Linked DNA regions of Mus musculus: region 1 is linked to region 2. Evidence: chromatin loops called from intact Hi-C (ENCODE). Cell type or tissue: gastrocnemius. All regions are shown on one strand. Links, peaks and the distances in the headings refer to the core of each region. The heading gives the core; the rest is flanking DNA.

Region 1 (10,728 bases), core at 1,266-9,265, 150 kb after region 2:
CCACAGGGCAACCCCACTCTTCCTATCTAGCTGTATGCTATTCTGTTATACGCCACACTATAATGGATTTACCCTAATACTGTTGGGCATTTGGGTAGGTTTCAATTTATGATTATTTCATATGTAGCAAGCTTTCAAAATAAAAATTTCTTGGGGCTGGAGGGATGGCTCAGTGGTTAAGGGGACTTGCTGCTCTTGCAGAAGGCCTAGGTTCAGTTCCCAGCACTCACAACCAGTCATAGCTACAGTTACAGAAGATGCCGTCTTCTGACCTTACATGCATGCCTACAAAACACACACACACAATACATATATACATAAAAATAAATACATTAAAATATTTTTAAATAAAAAAGCTCTTAGCTGGGCTGTGGTGGTGCTTGCCTTTAATGCCAGCATTCAGGAATCAAAGAGTGAGTTTGAGGCCAGCCTGGTCTACAGAGTTCTAGGACAACCAAGGATACACACACAGAGAAACCCTGTCTCAAAGAAAACCAAAAAACCAAACCAAAACAAACCCCAAACAAACCCCTCCCTGTCAAATGGTTAAAATGTACTTGGTAGCCAGGCATAGTTCTGCACACCTGTAAACCCAAGGACTCAAGTGGCTGAGGCTGGAAGTTTTCACATTCTAGGCCAACCTGGGCTACGTAAAGAGACCCTCTTTCAAAAAAAAGTATTTAACTGCTGTCTGATGTATAGGTTCATCTCAGGCTGGTTTCCTTAGCTGAAGATTTTGAAGGTCCCCTGAGAGTCCTATGCCTGGCAGGACCTTAGAGTTTCCCATCTGGTTTGGGTAAAGAGGTGTTTGCCAGAGGACATTTTATCAAGGAAAGACTTCTCTTAGATCCCAAGTGATATTTGCTCACTTCCGGTCCTGACACAGGTCCAGGAAGGCAGGGCATGGGACATCTCCTACCATGTCTGAGAAGCACGAAGGTGGCCATTCCTAGTACAGGGTCTGTGATTAACCACTGTCATGTTCCAGAAAGGATTTTGACGACTAGCCTGGCCTTCCATGTGCTGCTGGGATTATCAAGGGGCTGCAGGCTCCTTATCCAGTCCGTAAAACTGACTGGAACCCTGGAGGTTGTCGGTCTGAGGGCTTGAGTGTCTAATGTCTCTTTTCCTTATTCACGCGTTGGGTGTGCCATTGACTGGGTGGCTGAGTTTTCTAATTTGCGTCTGTTGCAATGATAAACACCACGATCAAAACTGACTTTGGGGGAGGAAAGGCTTTTCAGTTTCTACTTCCACATCACAGCCTGTCCCTGAGGGACATCAGCGAAGGAACTCGGAGGCAGGAACTGAAGCAGAGACCGTAGAGCAGCTCTGCCTGCAGGCTTGTTCCTCGTGGGTTGCTCAGCCTGTTTTCTTCTACAGCCCCAGACCTCCTAGAAGGGGCACTGCTACATCCAGTCGCTGACCCGGAAAATGCCCACAGGCCAAGTTGAGGGACAGTTCCTCAATTCTCAGGTGACTCTGGTTGTTGCCAATTCGAGAAAACCTGAGCAGCTCCCTGAGAAAGACTGGAACCTGCCTGAAAACAGTTGAGTAAAATTAAATCTCTCTGCTGACAACAGCCAAAAGGGTTCAGCAGGAAGTTCCGGAAAAAAAAAAATGGAGAATTACCAAATTTGACAAAACAGAACAAAAAATAAACAACAAACAAAACAACGAGAAAGCATCTTTCCACAGATTGAAATGGTCAGACTTTCTTCCATCTCCCTTCTGCCCCACTCTAGGGAGAGCCTTTACCACTCAATTGCCACGCAGTGGACTTTAATGTCCACACAGACTGTAGACCTGAACACGGTCTAGAACTTTCTGTTAAGCTGCAGGGTGACAAGCCTCTGAGGCACGTGGTGAAGGGACACAGCAGGAGCTGTTGCTGGTGTCTGGAAGGTGGCACGGAGGGCATGCTCAGCAAGCAGGGAATGTGAAACTCCCAACACCCATGATTCCAGGCGCTGTACCCGGGAGCCAGGTGTCTGTCTGCATGTGCCAAAGCAGGCAGGCCTGCTCTATGCTCATGATCTCTGAGCATATGAGTGGGTACCTGTGGACATCCTCAATATCAGAACCAGCAGCCTTTGGAGCTGAAAAGCAGAAAAGGGATGGCATCTGGCCAGGGATGAGGTGGGTCATGGAGAAGCTGCCTTAGGGGTTTGCCATGGGGAGGCTGGGGGCCCGGAGGACTCCTCTTCCCTGTATGGATGGTTACAAATCAGTGTCTGTGCCTTTAAGATTATTTGACATCTCTGAGATTGGTAACAGACCTCCCCAGTGGATGGCCAGCAGTAGCTGTGGAATGCTGTCCTAATTTAAAACCCAGTCTTGGTGTTTCGGCGGACACTCCCATGGACGAGCTTTGGAGAGAAATCACCTATTATGGAAGAGGGCCTGATCCTCTGGGCTGATCCTGCGCCATGCGGATTAGTGAGAACAGGGCTATTTTCCTTCTCAGGGTGAGACTTTTCCCCAGCCCTCAGCTGACTGGCAGGCTCTAAGGTTTCACTCTGGATCTGGGGCTGAGAGCTGAAGGCTGCAAAGGGTGGCACCACAGAATTTTGCTCTCTGAGTATCCTCAGCCCACCCTATTGGGAGTGGCTTGATTGACAGCCAGGTCTCCTCTCATCTGTCCTTTTGCAGCATTCCAGCTTGTCTCCCTCCTCAGACCTGAATGCCAGGACAAGTGTTTTGCCGGGTTCAGGGATGGAAGTTGAGTCTGAATCTCCCAGTGACTGCTTCCCTCTGTGAAGACCCTCCTTCCGTCCTCTGAACTCTGTGGCTCCTGTTTTTCTGTACGGTCCTCCCATGGGGCTGGTCCTCTGCTAAAATGCAGCGCAAGAACCAGAGAGAGCAGGGCTGAACTTGACTTTCTGTTTAGTAGCTGTGTCGCCTAGGGCAAGCTCCTAGGCCTTTCCTACCCTCAGTTTATCCCTTCATAAAATGGGAATGATGCTGACACCCATTTCAAGTAAAGAGAATGAAGAAGGCTAGATACATTGTTAATGGCTCAGGAGGGTGGATCTCAGAATGTGCTCCACTAGTCTCTAAGACACTTTCAGAATAATAGTGAGATCAAAACTGTTTTCGAGATATGAAGTTTGAGACATAGCTCAGTTGGTAGAGCGCCCCTCTGCCATGTAAGAAGCCCTGGTTCCATCCTAGCACCTTATAAACTAAGTGTGGTAGGCAGGCCTATAATCCCAGCACTCAGGAGGCAGGGACTGGAGGGTTAGAAGTTCAAGGTCATCCTCAGGTACAAGATGAGTTCAAGACCAGCCTGAGTACATGAGACACTGTCTCAGAGTGATTAAACAAAATAATAAAGGTGGTTTTTTTTTTTTTTGAGATATGGAGCTTATTCTGGATTATCCAGGTGAGCCTCATAGAATCACAAGATCCCTTATCTTGTGAGTGAATGATTTTTGAGTGCATGGCCAGAAGAGGATCTCTCTCCTGTTAGAACTGGAGTTACAGGTCACTGTGAAAAACCTGATGTGGGTGCTCGAAACCAAGCCCAGGTCCTCTGTGAGAGCGGTAGAGCTCTTAGCTGCTCAGCCATCTCTCCAGCCTCAGAATAAATTATTTGCAAGTGTTCCTACTGGCTCTGGGGATAGAAGAAGAAACCACCATCCCGGAAACTCAGGCAGAGAAGGTGTGCCATGTGCTGGACAAAGTATGTCATTCAACACACTTAGTATTCCACTAGTTTCTCTTAAATTCTGTTCGGCATTCTTGATACATATATGTCTGTAGCTACATGATGTAAGAACAAATGATTCCTATTCATTATAGGCAAGCACCCTACCAAGTGAGCCATACCCTAGCCTTTAATGAATGAATGAATGAATGAATGAATTAATTAATTAATTAATTTGCTGTGACAGTGGGGATCAAACTCAGGTTCTCATGGATGCTATCAAGTGCTTTACCAATGACCTGCTCTCTTGACTCTCAACATCTTGATTTAATTACATCGTGACAATCTCCTCTGCTGTGTAAGGTAACATAGCACAAGCTTTGGTTGTTGGGAATGTCACCATCTTTTCTGCCTGCTCTGTTCACAAATTATGAGAATGTATCCCCGAAAAGCACTTTCTTCAATTGCATTACCTTGGGTCAAAAAGTTAGTGAGGTCATTAGGAAGCAAACATCTGCCTGGCGATGTCAATCAGTGAAAATAGAGCAATTGACAGTAGAGAGGGGTTTTCAGGAATGAAAATAAGATGCTAGTTTGAATAGCAAGGAAATGGAATCAACCTAGATGTCCATCAACAGACGAGTGGATTATGAAAATGGAATACATGTGCAGAATGGAATATTATCTAGCTTAAAGAAAAACGAAATAGTTAAGTTTACAGAAAAATGGATAGACCTGGAAAGAGAGTGTGGTGACCCAAACTCGGAAAGACAAACATAGCCATTTCCATTCTTCTGTGCAGATCCTATAATAGCCTACACGGCACACATATATCCATGTAAGCATGGCTAGGTGTGAGTATGATCTATAATTTAGGAAAGGGGCCTGAGAAGTGTAATATTAGGTGGTAAGGCAGGATAGAGTGCAGTTAAAAAGACAAGACACAGGAGTCATGAAAGAAGTCTCAAAGCCATGCTTTTCCCAGTTTCAACTCAGTCATCAGTTTTCCTTGTATCATAAACAAACTCAACTATCTGCGTATTGAAACAGCAAGAACCTTAAAAAAAAAAAAGGAAACGGAATCTAGATTGGACCTGTAAACCCCTAAGGGATGCTTCACAGCTTCAGAAAGAACATTGTAACTGCATAGAAGTCACTGTAGACACAGGGTCCGGATCTGGGCAAACGTTTAAGTGGCTTCATTAACCCAGTTGTGTGGTGTTTTTAGTTGTGAGTTAGGATTAAGGGATTTTTTTAAAAAATCCAACAGTTTAAGAGAAACCAACAGTAGGTTTTCCTTTTAGCAAAGTACTTTATGTAGATGGAATGATAAAATAGATGATGGCATGGGATGACACTTTAGGGGCAGGGGATGTGGGTCTCTGGCACTGAGGGTATGGAGGAGAGCGCTCGGAGACCTCACTCTCCTACCTGGCTCAGAGCCAAGGCCATGGTGTAAGGAGCTTGACGCTGAAGGAGAAAGAGCTGAGGGTTTAGGAGAACTTAGAAGGACACAGGGCATTTGGCAGAATATGTCTTGAAGGGAGAGTCATTTCTAAAGGCTCAGACACAGGGTGACTAAAGGGAACCCCAGGGTCATTATTGACAGCCTTTAGGATGAGTTAGATGGTAGCATCCTTTCCCTGTATAGCCCTGCCACTCACTCTGTAGACCAGACTGGCTTTGAACTCATAGAGATCCACCTGATGGGATTAGAGGGTTGCACCACCAGGTACTGCACTCTTACTTTTAATGTAATGTGGTTCAATATCTGTCGAGGTAACTCTGTTCAGAATAAAGCTAGGGTTTGTCTTTCTATCTGTCCTGGGGATTGAACCTAGGATCTTGTGCATTCTAGGAAGCGTTCTACTCCAGTCCTTTTTCTTTTCTTTTCTCAGTCTCGTCTGGTCTCGTCTCCCCTCCCCTCCCCTCCCCTCTCCCCTCCCCTCCCCTCCCCTCCCCTCCCCTCCCCTCCCCTCCCCTCCCCTCTCCTCTCCTCTCTTCTTCTTTTTTAACTTTGGAAACAGAGTCTCACTAAGTTGCCCTGCAGGCCTTGAACTTGAGATCCTCCCGCCTCTGCCTCCCACATAGTTATTACTGACCTGCACCACTGGCCTACTTTCCAATGTCTAAGAACTTCAGCTTCTGCCCGAGTCAGTCTGTGGAACCCAGAGGACGCCAGCTGAGCTTTGGGACCTGTTCTAATTGCTCATAGACGAGTCTCCAGCTAGGCAACCCCCTCCCTCCCATCTCCAGTTGCTAGGAGCTGCTCTAGAGAGAGATTATATGCATGGGTGGACGACGGTTGTAATAAGGCCCCTGGGAAAGGCTGAATATTAAATTGTGATTATGTAAAAGCAAACGCTCTGCCACAAAAAGCTGCAAGCAAAATCCTTCCTCAGTAAAATCCTAATGAGGGTTTCCAGACTTAACATTGAAATCGTCCCCCCAATTTATCTCCTTATGGAGTTATTTAGGAGTAACTCCCTTTTTCATCCCAAGACTCCAAGAGACCCAGAAGCTGATTGGTCCACTGCAAAAGCCTAACTGTGAGGCTACCAGATGTATTTTTTTCCTTTGCCTCCTGGGCCAGATCATGAGGGGGAGGGAAGGTTTGTCCAGGGCCCTTGGGCTTGAGAACCACCTGGTACTTATCCAAAATGGAGGGGACTGGCCGGCCACACTCGGGAACTGCTCCATCAGAGACTCTGGGGTTGAAAGGCCTGATTTGTGTTTTTCTGAAATTACCAGGGATTTAACAGCAGGTTCAAATCTTGCAGCAATCATGTCAATTTCCTCGTGTGGATATGTAGCTGGGGAAAAGAACACAGGTCTTCACCCGTGCCCCATCCCAGGCCCAGGAAGGTGTGTCCAGGAACACCTTTCGGGATGGTTAATCTTGTCAACTCAACTAGATTTGGATTCAGCCAAGAGCTGTGGTATTGTGTGTGTCTGTGAGGATCTGACTGAGGACAGGTAACTGAAGGGAGATGGTCTGTCAGAGCCGGCACTGCCCAGCAGTGCCTCAGACACAAAGAAGTCCAAGGAAAAAGTAGTTCTGCTCAATCGTCTGCCTCTTGCTGGTGTGTCTCTCCCATTGATGTTTTGCTGCAGCCATCCTTTGGTACCATCAGAACCGAGCCTTTTCCGCCTTCCAACACAAAATGTTTAAATGCAATGGGCTGGAAAGATAGCTCAATGAATTAAAGGCACATAATGCTGAGCCTGGGGATCTGAGTTCAATTCCAGGGACTCAAATGGTGGAATTAAAGAATAAGCTCCCAAAAGTTATCATGGAGGCCATGGTATATACACGCACGCGCGCGCGCACACACACACACACACACACACGCACACACACACAAATAAGTAATAAATAATTAAAAAATTAAAATAAGAAATACAAAAGCAAAAGCTGAAGGCTTGCTAAGCCCTTGTCCTTCCAAAGCCTTATTGTCAAAAATATACTTCCCGGAGGCTCTGAGTCATTCACATGACTTACATCTTTGAAGTCTCACAAACGCTCTTCTTGCAGCCATGGTCTGTAGGTGGTAGATGCTCATCCAGCATCAATGTTCCCAGGAAAGAAGTGGAGCTGAGTGAGGCTTTGTAACTTCTCACCTGCTAACTGCCAAATGTCTCCTTTAGCCTCCAGGGGCTGAAGGTTTCCCTAGACACATGGACACCAGAACCAAGGCTCACTCCATCTTATTATATCAGCTTTTGGTGATGGCAAAAATCTTATGATGTTGGAGGAAGGGTATTGTTATCCTGATTAAAAAACAAAACAAGGGGCTTGAGAGATGGCTCAGCGGTTAGGAGCACTGGCTGCTCTTCCAGAAGTCCTGAGTTTAATTCCCAGCAACCACGTGGTGGCTCACAACCATCTGTAATGGGATCTGATGCCCTCTTCTGGTGTGTCTGAAGACAGTGACAGTGAATTCACATATATAAATATCTCTAAAATAACAACAACAGTAACAGTTACAACTAGGGCAGTGGTGGCATGCACCTTTGATCAGGAGGCAGAGGCAGGCAGATCTCTGTGTTCGAGGCCAGCCTGCTCTATCGTGTGAGTTCCAGGACAGCCAGGGTTACACAGAGAAACCCTGTCTCAAAAAACAAACAAACAAACAAAATCTTCTCACTGTGTGTATGTTTGTATGTATGTGTGTATGCATCTCTGAGTTTGCGTGTGTGCCTGTGTGTGTGTATATATGTATCTGTGTGTGTCTGTGTCTCTGTCTGTGTGTGTCTATGTGTGTGTATCTGTGTTTGTGTTTGTGTGTATGTGTGTGTGCCTGTGTGTATCTCTGTGTTTGTGTGTGTGTATGTGTGTGTGTATGTGTGTGTGTATGTGTGTGTGTGTCTCTGTGTTTGTATGTGTGTGTATATGTGTCTGTGTGTGTCTCTCTGTGTGTATATGTGTTTGTGTGTGTGTCTGTGTGTGTGTTTGTGTCTGTGTGTGTGTGCTTATGCTTCCATGCAGAGATCAGAAGTGGACATCAAATGTCTTCCCGACTTGTTCTCCACTTAATCATTTATCCCAGATAACTTTTATTTATTCTTTGACAATTCCTCACCTCTATAAAATGTATTTTGAGCATGTCCATCTGCAATCCCCGTGCCACTAAGAAGAACAGGAAATAGAAATTGAACATGCAGCTCAGGACAGGAGTCCCAAAGGCCACAGTGCTGGCCAGACACACTTTTGTATTTCTGGTCAAGAATGCCAGAAGGGAGCTTTGGTTTCTACTCTCCTAAATGCACATTCCTCCCTGGAGCCTATACAGGGAGGTGGAACTCAAACTGTGGAGTGGAGACATTGGTCCCTTCTAGTGGACAACCTTAGAACTGGGTCTCTAGGTCTCCATGGTGAAAAATGGGTTACTTGTGTTTCCCAATTTCAACCCATCTCCAGTTATTTTAGGGTTACCTCTTCAGAAGGGGGAAGACTATCCCTGCAGTAAAGTCTGACTAAGGGAAAATTCGTTCCTTCTGGCTAAGAGGAAGAAATCTCTGGCCTGGGTGGGAACCTAACATTCCAGTTGGGCTGGTCAGTCACCTGGCTAAGGGGCTGCCCCTTAGGAAGACAGCCTTACCTTAATCCACTTAAAGAGATAGGCGGAATAATTATCCTTTTACTGAGATAATGCGCTTCTCCTTCCCACACCCTAGGGCAATAGCTACAGGGCCCCAGCCACAGAGCTTGGTAAGTCTCTTCAATTTTCTGAATCAGTCAGAAAAGCATGACTTCCTTTTCCTCTATGTTCTAAGTATGCTTTCCCTAACACTTGGCTTTCTAATTCTTTCTTGAAAGTTCTGTTCCCCACTGTAGTGGCTATTCCTGGTTGTCAACTTGACAATATTTGGAATGAACTACAATCCGGAATTGGAAGGCTCACCAGTGACCCTTATCTGGAGGCTTGGAGATCCTTATCTGGATCTTGGTTTGAAGATCTTGAGCCATAGTGGCTATGGATTCCAGAAGATTGAATCTCCGAGTTAAGGAACACACCTTTAATCTGGGCTACGCCTTTCATCTGGGATTAAAGGTGTGGTGGAACACACCTTTAATCTGGGCTACACCTTCTGCTGGAGACAATATAAGGACATTGGAAGAAGGGAGTCTAGCTCTTGCTCCTGCTCCTTCGCCTGCTTGCTGCGTGAGACTGAGTAACTGCTAGATCCTTGGACTTCCATTCACAGCTGTGACTGAACGATTGTTGGGAATTGAGCTGCCGACTGTAAGTCATCAATAAATTCCTTTATTATCTAGAGACTATCCATAAGTTCTGTGACTCTAGAGAACCCTGACTAATACAGAAGTTGGTACCAGGAGTGGTTCTAGAGTAACAGAAGTACAAGGATGAATCTTTTAAAATTCTGGAATTGGCTTGTTGATCCACCAGCACTTTCAACTATTGAAACCTCTCCAGATTCTCTCCCTCCTGGGAGCTCAGAGAATTTTGAAGACCCATGGTTGAAACTATATTCCGAACTTAAAGAAGCTAATGCCCTTGATTTTCTTAATGAATTAGGTGATTCAGTGCACAAAGCTTTCTACAAGATGGGGAAAAAATCGAAAAATGATTTTACTGGCTGGCTGCTCTTAGTATCTGTGGAAAAAATGATGAATGAAAGGAAGGAGTTGTGTGATAAAATCGAAAGGCTCCAGACACAAGTAAACGATCTAAAAGTTGCTAAGTGTGTCCTTGAGGAGAATCTTCTCTCTTGTAGCAATAGAGCTCAAGTTGCAGAAAATCAAACAGAAACTCTCATTGTAAGGTTGGCTGAACTACAGCGAAAATTCAAGTCTCAGCCTCAGAGTGTGTCGACAGTTAAAGTAAGGGCTCTAATTGGCAAAGAATGGGATCCTACAACATGGGATGGGGATGTGTGGGAAGACCATGTTGAAGCTGAGAATTTTGAATCCTCAGATTCTCAAGGGTTTGCCCCACCTGAGGAAGTAGTACCCTCAGCCCCACCTCTTGAAATAATGCCTTCCCCACATGAGGAAATTAATTTTGCAGAGTCTGCTCACGGCCCACCAATAGTTTCTTCTAGACCTGTAACCAGACTCAAAGCAAAACAGGCTCCTAGAGGGGAGGTAGAAAGTGTAGTCCATGAGGAAATTCGCTACACTACTAAGGAGCTTAATGAGTTTGCTAATTCATTCAAGCAGAAACCTGGTGAATATGTGTGGGAATGGATTTTAAGGGTGTGGGATAAGGGTGGAAGGAACATAAAACTAGAGCAGGCTGAGTTTATTGACATGGGTCCTCTGAGTAGAGATTCTAGGTTTAATACGGAAGCTCGCATAGTTAAAAAAGGTGTCAAAAGTTTGTTTGAATGGTTGGCTGAGGTGTTTATCAAAAGATGGCCTACTGGAAATGACTTGGAGATGCCTGATATTCCATGGCTTAGTGTTGATGAAGGGATTTTAAGACTTAGGGAAATTGCAATGCTAGAGTGGATATATTGTGTAAAGCATAATTGTCCACAATGGGAAGGTCCAGAAGATATGCCTTTCACCAGCTCTATAAGACGCAAATTGGTGAGAGGGGCACCAGCACATT
Region 2 (10,728 bases), core at 981-8,980:
GAAACCTAGACTTTGAACGTACCCTAAACGCTGTAAAGAACAGCATCATTCCTAATGCTAAAGGCATTGACAACTCCTGGATGCTCGGAGCACTCTGTAATCCCGATTTACCAGAGTCTGAACAGGTAACTTGGAGCCTGAAATATGAATATCCTAAAGATCCGTGTAAAGAACAACAGAACACAAGATTCTGACTAAAAGAACTCCAGAATCCAAACTATTTCACCAAGTGTAAATTACTAGCTGGCAAAGCGTAGTGGTTAGATCTCCTGTTCTAAATACAGCTTTTTTAAGGTTTGAATCTGGCTCTTAAGTCTCTGCTGGCTGTGTGCCTTTGGACAAATGACTTCTCAGGGCTTTATCTCTTAAAAAAACGAGTATAATAGTACAGGGCTCTTCACAGGGCTGTTGACAATTATCAGATGATATAAAACATTTAACAATGCCTTACATATTTAAGGACTCAAACTATATAATTAAGCACACATGCACTACCATAAGAGTTTGTCTGGACCCCATAACGAACTGTGCAACCTCAGGCAATTCAGCCTGATATCTGGAATCTGAGGAACCGGTCTGTACGACCACAGGAACCTGTGACAGAGCCTCTGGTTACCAGATGGAAAGCCACATGGACACACTCTGTTAAGAACCCATCTCTGCCATCCCTACTTGCAAATGTTTTTAAAAGCTTGTCAAGTCTCCGGGATTTTTATCCTGCACCTTTGTCAAAGAATCAATCCTAGCCTTGTTTAAATGTGTGGGAGTGGAGAATGAAAACGAAGGTAGAAAAAGAAAAGAAAAAAAAAAAAAACCAAAACCAAACCAAAACAAACAAACAAAAACCCTGCCTAGCCTGTCTTCCAAAGCTGGAACACCTCTGGAATTCCTAGTCGACTCTGGTCTGTGCTGAGGAAGCAAAGCCTGCGAACTCCAGCTAGGTCCCTCACATCCGGTAGGTGGAGCCTCTTGCTTGGTTTCTAAGCAGTCTGTCTGCAAGCATTGGTGGGTACAGATCCTTCCAAGAGCTCACAGATCATCTGCCTCCAACCTTGAGGATGCCCAGACAGGGCATCTGCAATCCTCCAAGAGCAGTCTAGGGAACAGACTGGCCACTTGCCGGTGCAGTAAGCAGTCACCCTAATAATTTAATGTCTTCCTTTTCAACTCCTCCTAGGATGTCAGTTTCTGGAGAGATTATTTTCATGCCGATGTCCTTAAAGAAGAGCTATGGGTTGTTTAGCTACCGGTTAGAATCCCTTGGTTGTTTAAGAAACACTGTAGCTAGGTCGCATCTGAAGAGATCCTGGTGTGACTCACTCAAGGGAAAACCTGAGTTTAGATAAGCCTGAGTCACTACATAAGGAAAAAACCTAGAGGGAAGAAGACTCACATCCTGTAAACAATCAGCTACATCACAGTTATTTGGGGGAAAGAGCCAAGATAATCGAGTCTTAACAGAACTCAGCCTCATTTAGGTGGGGGGTGGGGGGAAACAACAGTAAAAATACAAAACAGATTTCTGGGAGTATTAGCCCCCAAGTGACAGGCAGCCTTTTAAACTAAGGGTGGGGGTGGGGGAGACACTTCTGGACTATAGTTTCTAAAAGTAGGTTGGCAAATTGAGACAATGTTTTTAGTAATAATCAAAAATTATATTTTTAACACTAGATAGTAGACTGTCCCCACGGCAAGGAGGCTGGCTGCCTTCTCTCCAGCCCGCCTCTTTCCTCTGGTGACACCTGTCTCTCCCTCAAGTCTTAGCTATTTCAAGTGAGTCAGGATCTCTCTAAATATAACAAAAACAAAACAAAACTTCATAAACTTCCTTCAACATCCCGAGTCTCCAGCAGAACTTACAGTATTTTAAAGAGGAAGATGATCAATACACTAACCAAAAGAGAGAGAGATACACGCTCACACCATATTTAGAGACAGCTTTCCAGATCATAGAAAGAACCAAAACTGGCTCTAAGAACCTCCCTCCCCTCCTGGCTCCACCCCCACAGACGACTTTAAATAGCCTCTTTTCTACTTCTGCCCCACCCCATTCCAGTGCTCCCCCCCCCCATTTCTTATTAAAGACATGATTACCACTACATAGTTACAGCAATTATTATCTCTCCCCCTTAAGAATTATAGTAGTGTTTTTTCCCCCTCCTGCTTCCATTGGTACTGGGGCTATTTGCAAATTCTCTGAATTCCTTTCCTTATATGGAATATCTCTCCTTGATCTATCAGCGGCTCTTTTGAAAAACCTAAATAAACGTCCTGCAGGAGATTTTGGGGGTGACTGGGCATCCTCCATGGAGCACATACAAAGGAGACATCTGACCCACATTATACAAAACAGGCTCAGAGTTGTGAAGGCTTTTTGTTGTTTTTTTACCAGGTAGGTTTTAGCATGAGTTTTAGCTAAACCAGTGTTTCCCCCAAGACCCCCTTTCCAGAAAACTAAAATGTTTCTTTTTGTCTGATCCCAGTGTTGGTTGTCTGGTGGACCACTACCAAGAACACTAGATAAATCTCTAGCCTTTCATGATACAAAGGCTTGTTCAGACTTCAAAATCCTTGGGTAATCTGCATTACACATTCTCCAAAATAAATAAATAGATAAACAGAAATAGATAAACCGACCAAAAATTACAAACTGCGGTTGAACTTGGGGGTCTAGCCTCTGGGTGTAGCTTTCTGTGCTGCTCACACATTCTTGGAATTGTTATCAGTTTCTCAAGGAATTCTTTTCTAATTGAGCCTCTAGGCTTAATTGGCTTCTCCAGTGGAATGTAGTGGTGCGAAAAGTCAGTGCATTGGGAAACTGACCGTCAGCTTGACTTTCTAGACAGAAGTGGCTAGCTCTAGGGTGGAGAGGGTGCTTAGCAGAACTGGAACTGTGTCTATCACCCCCCTGGAAGCACGTCTGTGGTGGTTGTCAGAGGGCTGACAGGTGGGGGCGGGGCGGGCAGGGGGCAGCCAGCTCGCTATGCCATATAAAGCACTGAGCTATATATAACTCCCTGCGTACTTTCTGGATCTAGTGCTTCAGACTGCAGACCCAAGCAAGTATCACCTTCCCTGGGCAGGTCTTAAGGCTTGTCTAGTGAGAAAAAGAGCCTCAAAGTGTCACAGTAGCCCTCAAATTTAGCGTCTGAAGTAAAAGGATGAGTCCATTTAAAGGCCAGGCTCTGTGGACTTACTCAGACTAGGTCCATCAGCGAAAACCACCGGGGGCTGGGGGCGCGGCAAACACTAGGTATTCTGTTTTGCACAGACCTTGGTGATGACATACACCTCAGAGGTTTTATACCAGCAGGAGGCGAAGTTCACCTCCAGCTTCACCCTTTTCAGCTCCCAGCTTCGTACCCACCCACCTCCAACCAAAGGGGAGGAGGTAAAGAAGAGGAAAAAGAGAAAAAGGGAAAGGACGGAATAAAAATGAAACGTGAGCAGCAGTAGAGGCGGCATCCAGTGCTCTGGGCCACGGCCAGGCTGTGTGCAGGTGTCCCTGCAGGAGGAGGTTCGCCCTCTTCCTTTGCTCTGCAGCCCCTGTGGTGGCCCCCCGCCCCCCAGAGTGGCCACACGGACAGGAGGTGAGGGAGGCAGTGTGAGCGTGCACTTACATCTGTGGCCTTTTTCTCCGCCAGCTCCAGTTTCTCCTGGGCATCTTTGAGAGCCTCGGAGTATTTGTCCAGTTCATCTTCAGTGCCCTTGAGTTTCTTTTGCAGTGACACCAGCTCATCTTCCAGCTGGGAGTTGGCAGTGGAGTACGGGGAGGGGGGAAGGGGGAGGGGGTGGGGTGCGGCAGGCAGCGTGATCCCGCAAGGTGCGGGTTGAGGGTGCATAGACCATAAAGGACAGGGACAGCGGGAGAGAGAGAGAGAGGGAAAGACAGGGAGGGAGAGAGAAAGAGAAAGAGTTAGCCATTCGTGTGCAGTGCCTCGCCGCGCGCCCGGGGTACCTTGGCGGCGGTCTCGTCGGCAGCCAGGAGGCTGTCCTCCGCCTTGTGCAGCTCCTCTAGCACCCGGTCCCGCTCGTCCTCCGACGCCCGCAGCAGCTTCTCTTTCGCTGCGATGTCCTCCTCGAGCTGGGGTAGCGGCGAGCGGGCGCGGGCGGCCGGCATGGACCGGGTGGGAGACACATAACAAATGGGTGCCAGGTTGGCTGGAGCCCTGGGGCTAAGGGATCGCTGCTTTGGGGCTCAAGGGACCCTAAGATATCTCTCCCAGAGATCTCACTCAGTGACTCATCTCGCACACCACCCCCCAACCCGGGACCACACGCTCCGGCCGGCCGAGGACAGCAAGCTCAGGTTCTCAATTTGAGGGACTGCCGAAACATGTCCTTGTTTGGCTAGCTTTCCGTGTGTCTCCCATTCTGTCCCATCTTTGTTCTTAGGAAATAATTCAGTGACTCCCTCCTCTTCCCTTCAAAGTCTTCATCCCGTGTTGAGGGATCTTTCTCCCCAACCAAAAAGTCCAAAGAACTTCGGACACCTTAGGACTTGAGCCTTGCTCCGCTCCCCCACCCTTCCCTCCAGGCAACCCGGGAACTTGTATCCTTTCTCTCTTCCTCTTTCAAAACTGATTCCCAACCCTAAGAGTCAAGAGCCTCTCTAGGGAAGAAGCTCAGTGGACCTCGCAGACCGTGGGAGTCAGAGAAGGGCCACGAGCGTCCTCGGACGAGACAGAAAAGTTAGAATCAGTCTAACTCTCGCGCTTCTCCTTTTCTTTTTTAAACGTGCGCCCCTGGACACCCTGGCTGGGGATGGGATGAGGAAAGGGAGCCAGTTCGGGTCCCGGGGCTGAGCGACCCACGCTAAGCTGGGGCATTGGAGGTTGGGGATAAATGCAGACCTGCTTGCTCCGGTCTTCCGCCGCCTTCTTATCAGCCTCCGCTTGCTCAGCTCGATCCAAGGCGTTCTCTTTGTCGAGCTTCAGCATCTGCATCTTCTTCTTGATGGCGTCCATGGTGGCGGTGGCGAGGGGCCCTTAGGCAGCGGAGCGAGAGGAGACGCGAGCGCGGTGGGGTAGCAGAGCCGGAGTGCGAGCGCGGAGCTGCCTGCTGCTCCCTGATATGTACTTTCCCAGGGGGGCGACCGCATTCCTTAGGACAGCCAATACTTTTTTGGAAAAGCTTGTTCCTCCTTCCCCCTTTCCCAGTCTCCTGCCTCCGCCCCGTGCCCCCTCCTCGCTCCTCCCGCGGGGGCCCGCACGCCCATTCGCTGCCGCCTGCCGGCCTCCCAGTTGACGGTGGATATGACTATATATGGGGACCCGAGCCTCCGAGGCCGCGGCCGGGCGAGGCCGTCCTATTTCTAAACCTGCACGCCTGGGAAAGAGCGCCGGGACCTCGCTGGAGAGGAGCCCGGCACTGGGCGAGAGTCTCTAGCCACCTCTCAGAGCCATCGTCTGGCGGTCAAGGTCCCCAGAAGAGCCTGCCCGGAACCACCCGGAATAGGGCAGGTGGTGTGTGCGCACCGGCTCACTCTGCCTCCAGGTCCTGGGGTGCTGCTCATTGTAAGGTCCGGGGGCTGCCAGTCACGGCCACTGCCCCTCCCCTCTGGGCCTGGGAGCTCTCGGTACCCAGCTGGGTCCTTGTGGCAGCACTCAGCCCACTCACCAGTTGTCGTCCTGGGCTCTCACGGTCTGGACATTTCAACCAGAGCAGAGAAATAGAGGTGGAGGAAGGTTTGAGGGCCATTCCTGAGACCCTGTCTCTCTGCCCCTGATAGTGGACATAGTGACACACAGGCAGTCTCGAGTCTTTTCACCAAACTGGGGGTGGGTAGTAAAATACTTTAGGGACTTAAGGCCCAAAAGTGCCTGCGCTGTGCTTTGGAAAGGGCAGAGGGAGTGTGTCAGTGTGTAGCGGTCTAGGCGTTTTTCTTCCCTGTGGGAGTCAGTGGTGTGAGTGTGAGTGTGTGTGTGTGTGTGTGTGTGTGTCTGGTCTTTAGTCATCGGCAGCTGTGATTTGTAACAGCTTCAATGCTGTAGCTTCCCTCCATTTATTCATTTGCATGTTTTACTAGAGTCGGTTACTTATTTGGGGGGCGGGGTCATGGAGGTGCATTCGTGCTTTGGTGGACTGTAGAGGTCAGAGAGCAACTCTTTAAGAATCCAACACAGGGGGCTGGTGAGATGGCTCAGTGGGTAAGAGCACCCGACTGCTCTTCCAAAGGTCCGAAGTTCAAATCCCAGCAACCACATGGTGGCTCACAACCACCCGTAATGAGATCTGATGCCCTCTTCTGGAGTGTCTGAAGACAGCTACAGTGTACTTGCATATAATAAATAAATAAATCTAAAAAAAAAAAAAAAAAAAAAAAAAAAAAAAAAAAAAAAAAAAAAAAAAAGAATCCAACACAGGTCTTTGTGCTTGATAGCAAGCTCCTTTACCTGCTGAGCCATCTTGTTAGTCCAGTTTCCTTGCTTGGATCCTTACAGGGAGTTGTCTCTCTCTGTAAGGCATTTGGATGCTGGTGCTGAAAACATGGTACAAATTAGCTAAGGAAATGGTTCTATCTGTAGCCTGATCTCTGCAGAGGGAAAGGGGCCAGCCAGCTCAGCACTGAAGACAAGAGGATTGTCCCTCCGTATCGCTTTAAGTTTACCTCAAGCCAGTCCCCAAGGAGGAGAGATGCCTGATCTTTTCCAGTTCAGTGAGGCTTCAGGAGGGGAGAACCTTCCTGATGGCCAGCTGAGACAGGGTTGTGAGGGTCTTGTGACCAGTCCCTACAGAATAATTTACAGCCTGTACTACATGGATATCAAATATTCCCCAGACAGTGTCTGAGTAGATTAGGCAGGCCAAATGACTTGCTAAGCCCTTCAAGAAGAGAATGATCATATTCCTCTTTAGGATTTTATCAGGTTTCTGGCTGCCCAGGAGGGAAAACGCACCCTCTGGTAGTGACCAGAACATTGGAACAGATGAACAGGGACTCTGTGGCACAGAACATTCACCAGAGCCCTTCCTTGCCACGTGCCAAGTGGCTCAGGGCGCTGACACCCTTCCAGGCCATGGGCAGTATTCAGATATGTGGGCTATAGGAAGCTGACACTCCAGCTTGGAGTTTAACAGAGGAGAAGAATAGGGAATCTGGAATTTAGAAGCTGAGATCCAAAATGGACTTGGATACTTCTTTTTAATATAGCCGTAGCCATGGTGCAACCTCTTAAAGCCTCCGTTCTCTTCTATTAATGAAGTAGATACTGGAGTAAATACTGACTTTCTCCATGTGCTGGGCATAGTTGAAAAACTCACTCACTAAATCCATTTTAAATAAGCTAATGGTACAGTCCATTAAATATCCCACAACTGGATACCTGTTACATGCATGACAGGCAGCACTGGACTCTGAACTCAAAATTGGGTGACGTACAAATTTCTCAACCAGATGCTGAGGAAGAACAGCAGTGTAAGACCTCAGAAAGGAAGACACGGAAAGAGCCAGGGTAGAGCAAACAGACAAGGCTTCTTCGGGAAGCTTTACAACAGATTTTAGAGAAGGGTTGCAACAGGGACTGAGAAGCCCTTAACACTGGTTGGACAGTAGGCTTTCCTGAACAACAGATTGGAAAGGCAAGTTGAGGCCAGATGGCAAAGAACTTGGAATTCTAGGTTGTCCTTGAACTCCTGTCCTCCTTCCTCTGCTTCCTGAGTCCTGGGGTTACACAATACACAGCTCTTGTGTGGGTGGAAACGATAGATTTCTTTCTATCTCTCCTTACCCTTGGGCCTCTCACATACACCTGTACTCAAAGGCTGAGTCTACGGAGCTCAAGTGTTACACTGAGTTACACTGAGCTAACTTTGTGGGAGTGGAGTGCATATGCTAGAGGTCAACCTTGGGTGTTACTCCTCAGGATGGCATCTACATTGGTTTTGAGACAAGGTCTCTCATTGGCCTGGAACTTGCCATGTAGACTAGGCTTGCTAGGTGGAGATCCCCAGGGATCTGATTCTCCAGGGCTGCGATGGCAGGTGTGCATATATTCTGAGGAGTAAAATCAGGTGTTCACTGAGCCAGCTCCCTAGCCTCAGAACTACCATATCATCCACACGGATGGGTTGACATAATGTGTCCCTGAGTTTAGTCATTACCATTTCACCCCTCTGTATAGTCTGACAGCTGGCCAGGTCCCACCCAGCTTCACAGAGGAAGTATCATGACCTGCCCTCCATCAAGGAATATGACAAATCAAATACCATAATTTCTATAACAAATTCTATACCGAACACATCTTCTGGGTCTCAAATAGGATCTTGAAGAGAGGGCTGAATAGCCACTTGCTATATGGTTTTATATTCGCTCCCCAGCAATTGACCATGAATGAAGATGAACCAACAAGCTACTCTTTTGGTCTGTCGGGCAAAGGCAAGCTGGGATAGCTGGGATAGCCAGCTTTTCTCTCACTGTAGCTCATACCAAGGGACACAGAAAATATGAATTATTAACGGCTGAGATGAAAAGGATGTAGTGTTTGGGCTGAAGAGGCCACATGCAAAAGTGACTGTGGTTATTGACAGATGTTTGGGCTCTCTGTCCAGCCAGTGTCTTGGCAGGATTGTTTATCTTCACCAGAGTAAGTTAGGTGCTTGCTTTGGTCAAGAAAATAGAAGCACAAACAGCTTGTAATGGGTACTTTAAGAGCTAGCCTGTGCCTCACAGTATTTATTTTTTAAGATTGTCATTTCTCTGTCTTTCTGGGTTCCCAAGTGACACCTCACACACTCACACATCTTGACTAAGTCTTGGCAGACGTGTAACAAAACCAAGGTACAGACCTTTGTGATTTTAGGTCACTGACATCTGGGGCTTGTTTGTTACTGAAACAGAGCTAGTTTCCCTGACTAATACACCCCCATAGGCCAGTTCAGATAGGAGGAAGCAGGGAGATATGGTCATAGAGGTAGGAGCATTCAATAGCCATGCCAAGATGAAGGGAAGTACAGTCCAGAGGGAGATTAGAGGTTATCTGATCAAATTTATTTTCAAGAAAGCCTTACACTTCCCATTTCCCAGGGACATATGAGAAAGAGTGCATTTCTTGACAGTAAAAGAGCTGATCTTCTTTTTCAGTTAAAACAACAACAAAACCAAAACCAAGTAGCCAAGTAATGGTGGTGTGGGAACACACACAACAGCCTTGGATGAGAGGTTCCTTGTGAACACTGAAACTCAGCTAGAATGTCCACACTTACTGTATTCAGTCATTTCTCCACAAGTATTTACTGAATGGTTCTTTAATTGACATAATGGAGAATTAGTATCTGGGGAGGCATATTGGCTACTTTTCTCATTCCTGTGACCAGAATACCTGACAAGAAGCACACTTAAAGAAGGAAAGATTTATTCTGGCTTACAGTCTGGGGGGAATAAAGTGTGTCACTGGGGAAGGGGGAGGAGAGTCATGTCGGTGGGAATTTGAGGCTGCTGGTCACATTGTGTCTACAGTCAGCACAAGGAGTGCCTGTGCTCAGCTTGCTGTCCTCTGTTTATTCAGTCTAGGACCCCAGTTCATCGAATGGTGACACCTACACTCAGGGTGAGTCTCCCTACCTCAAGGAACCTAATCTAGATAATGCCTCTCAGGGTGACTCTAAGTCCCAGCAAGTTGACAATCAACATTAACCATGGTGCGGTATCAAAACAGCTTTCAAAAGATATTATTCCCACTCAAAATATGGGCTTCTATCTTCAGAAAAAGGAATATAAGAGATCTGGTAAGGTCTGCCACATGGCTCATTGGGCACCTTAAAAACAGAATCCGTACCGGGGATCAAACTCAGGACCTTGAACACGCTGGATGGATTGGGTTATATATACCCCACTCCCTTTATTTTTGAGATAAAGTCCCATTCTGTAGTCCAGGCTGGACTCAATTTATGACAATCCTCTAACCTCAGCATCCTGAATGCTGAGATTATAGTCAGGAGTCACCAGGCCTACCTTTATATGCACAATATTTAGGGCTTTGGGGACGGAGGAATACAGCAAGGAGGAATGCTAGCCAGTTTTCCACCACTATCAGAAAAGACCCAAGACCATCAGCTTAAAGGAAGAGCAAAGATTTGATTAGGCTCACAGTTTGGGAGGCTTCAGTTCATGGTTAGTTGGCCTGTTGCTTTGGGCTTGTCACGAGTTAGCATGCCACAATGGCAAAGTGAGGTAGAGGCCTGTTCACCTCAAGGTAGCCAGGAAGTGAATAGGGAGGGAGGAGCCTCAGTCACTGTCTCCCCTTCAAGGGTATGCCCTAATGTAACTTCCTCCCACAAGGCCTCACCAACTATGTGTTCTTTAATTTCTGAATGGCCACCAAGTCCTCAAAACATGGCTTCTTTGTTTAGCTTTGTTTTACTTTGTTGTGTTGGTTTTTAAAGACGGAGTTTCACTGTGTCACCCTGGCTGTCCTGAAACTGCTTTGTAGACCAGGCTGGCCTTGAACTCAGAGATCTGCCTGCCTCTGCTTTGTGAGTGCTAGAATTAAAGGAGTGTGTCATCACCTCCCAGCTCAACACATAGTTTTAGGGATGCCCAAGGTCCACACTAGAAAGAAGAAATGAATAAGTTTTTCTAGGAAAAGTACCTATATGAAATACTGGGTAAAACTCTCTCTTTGATATATACGTATTTCCAATTATGTTACGATTGCCCCAGCCTGTGGTCTCTTACAGCTCTGAGGGTCAACATGATTAGTAGGCCAGCTTTCCCCTCCACTTCTCTTC

The links. Hi-C counts contacts between places; a loop is a spot of excess contacts. Peaks named below come from ENCODE experiments on the same cell type or tissue, not always from the same donor. Only the 100,000 strongest peaks of a DNase experiment are listed, where the experiment ranks them.
Region 1: a loop joins it to region 2, with 2.8 times the contacts of the local background. A loop is called at or near these places in 2 of 42 quality-filtered maps.

What each region holds. Positions count from the first base shown.
Region 1 is chr9:67,189,642-67,200,369 of GRCm38, forward strand. No RefSeq gene overlaps it. Among named protein-coding and RNA genes, the nearest start is that of Gm40529, 17 kb to the left of the region's middle. In gastrocnemius, for the core only: no CTCF peak of the experiment used is centred there; a DNase peak (open chromatin) is centred at 5,082; H3K4me3 peaks cover 1,324 bases; H3K27ac peaks cover 2,906 bases.
Region 2 is chr9:67,044,166-67,054,893 of GRCm38, forward strand. It overlaps Tpm1 (tropomyosin 1, alpha), which reads right to left and starts at 5,048. Exons shown (of 10, transcript NM_001164248.1): 1 at 4,854-5,048; 2 at 3,621-3,746. The coding sequence starts at 4,967. In gastrocnemius, for the core only: CTCF peaks have their summits at 3,306 (motif pointing right) and 5,218 (motif pointing left); DNase peaks (open chromatin) are centred at 3,549, 3,781, 4,066 and 5,249; H3K4me3 peaks cover 7,211 bases; H3K27ac peaks cover 8,000 bases.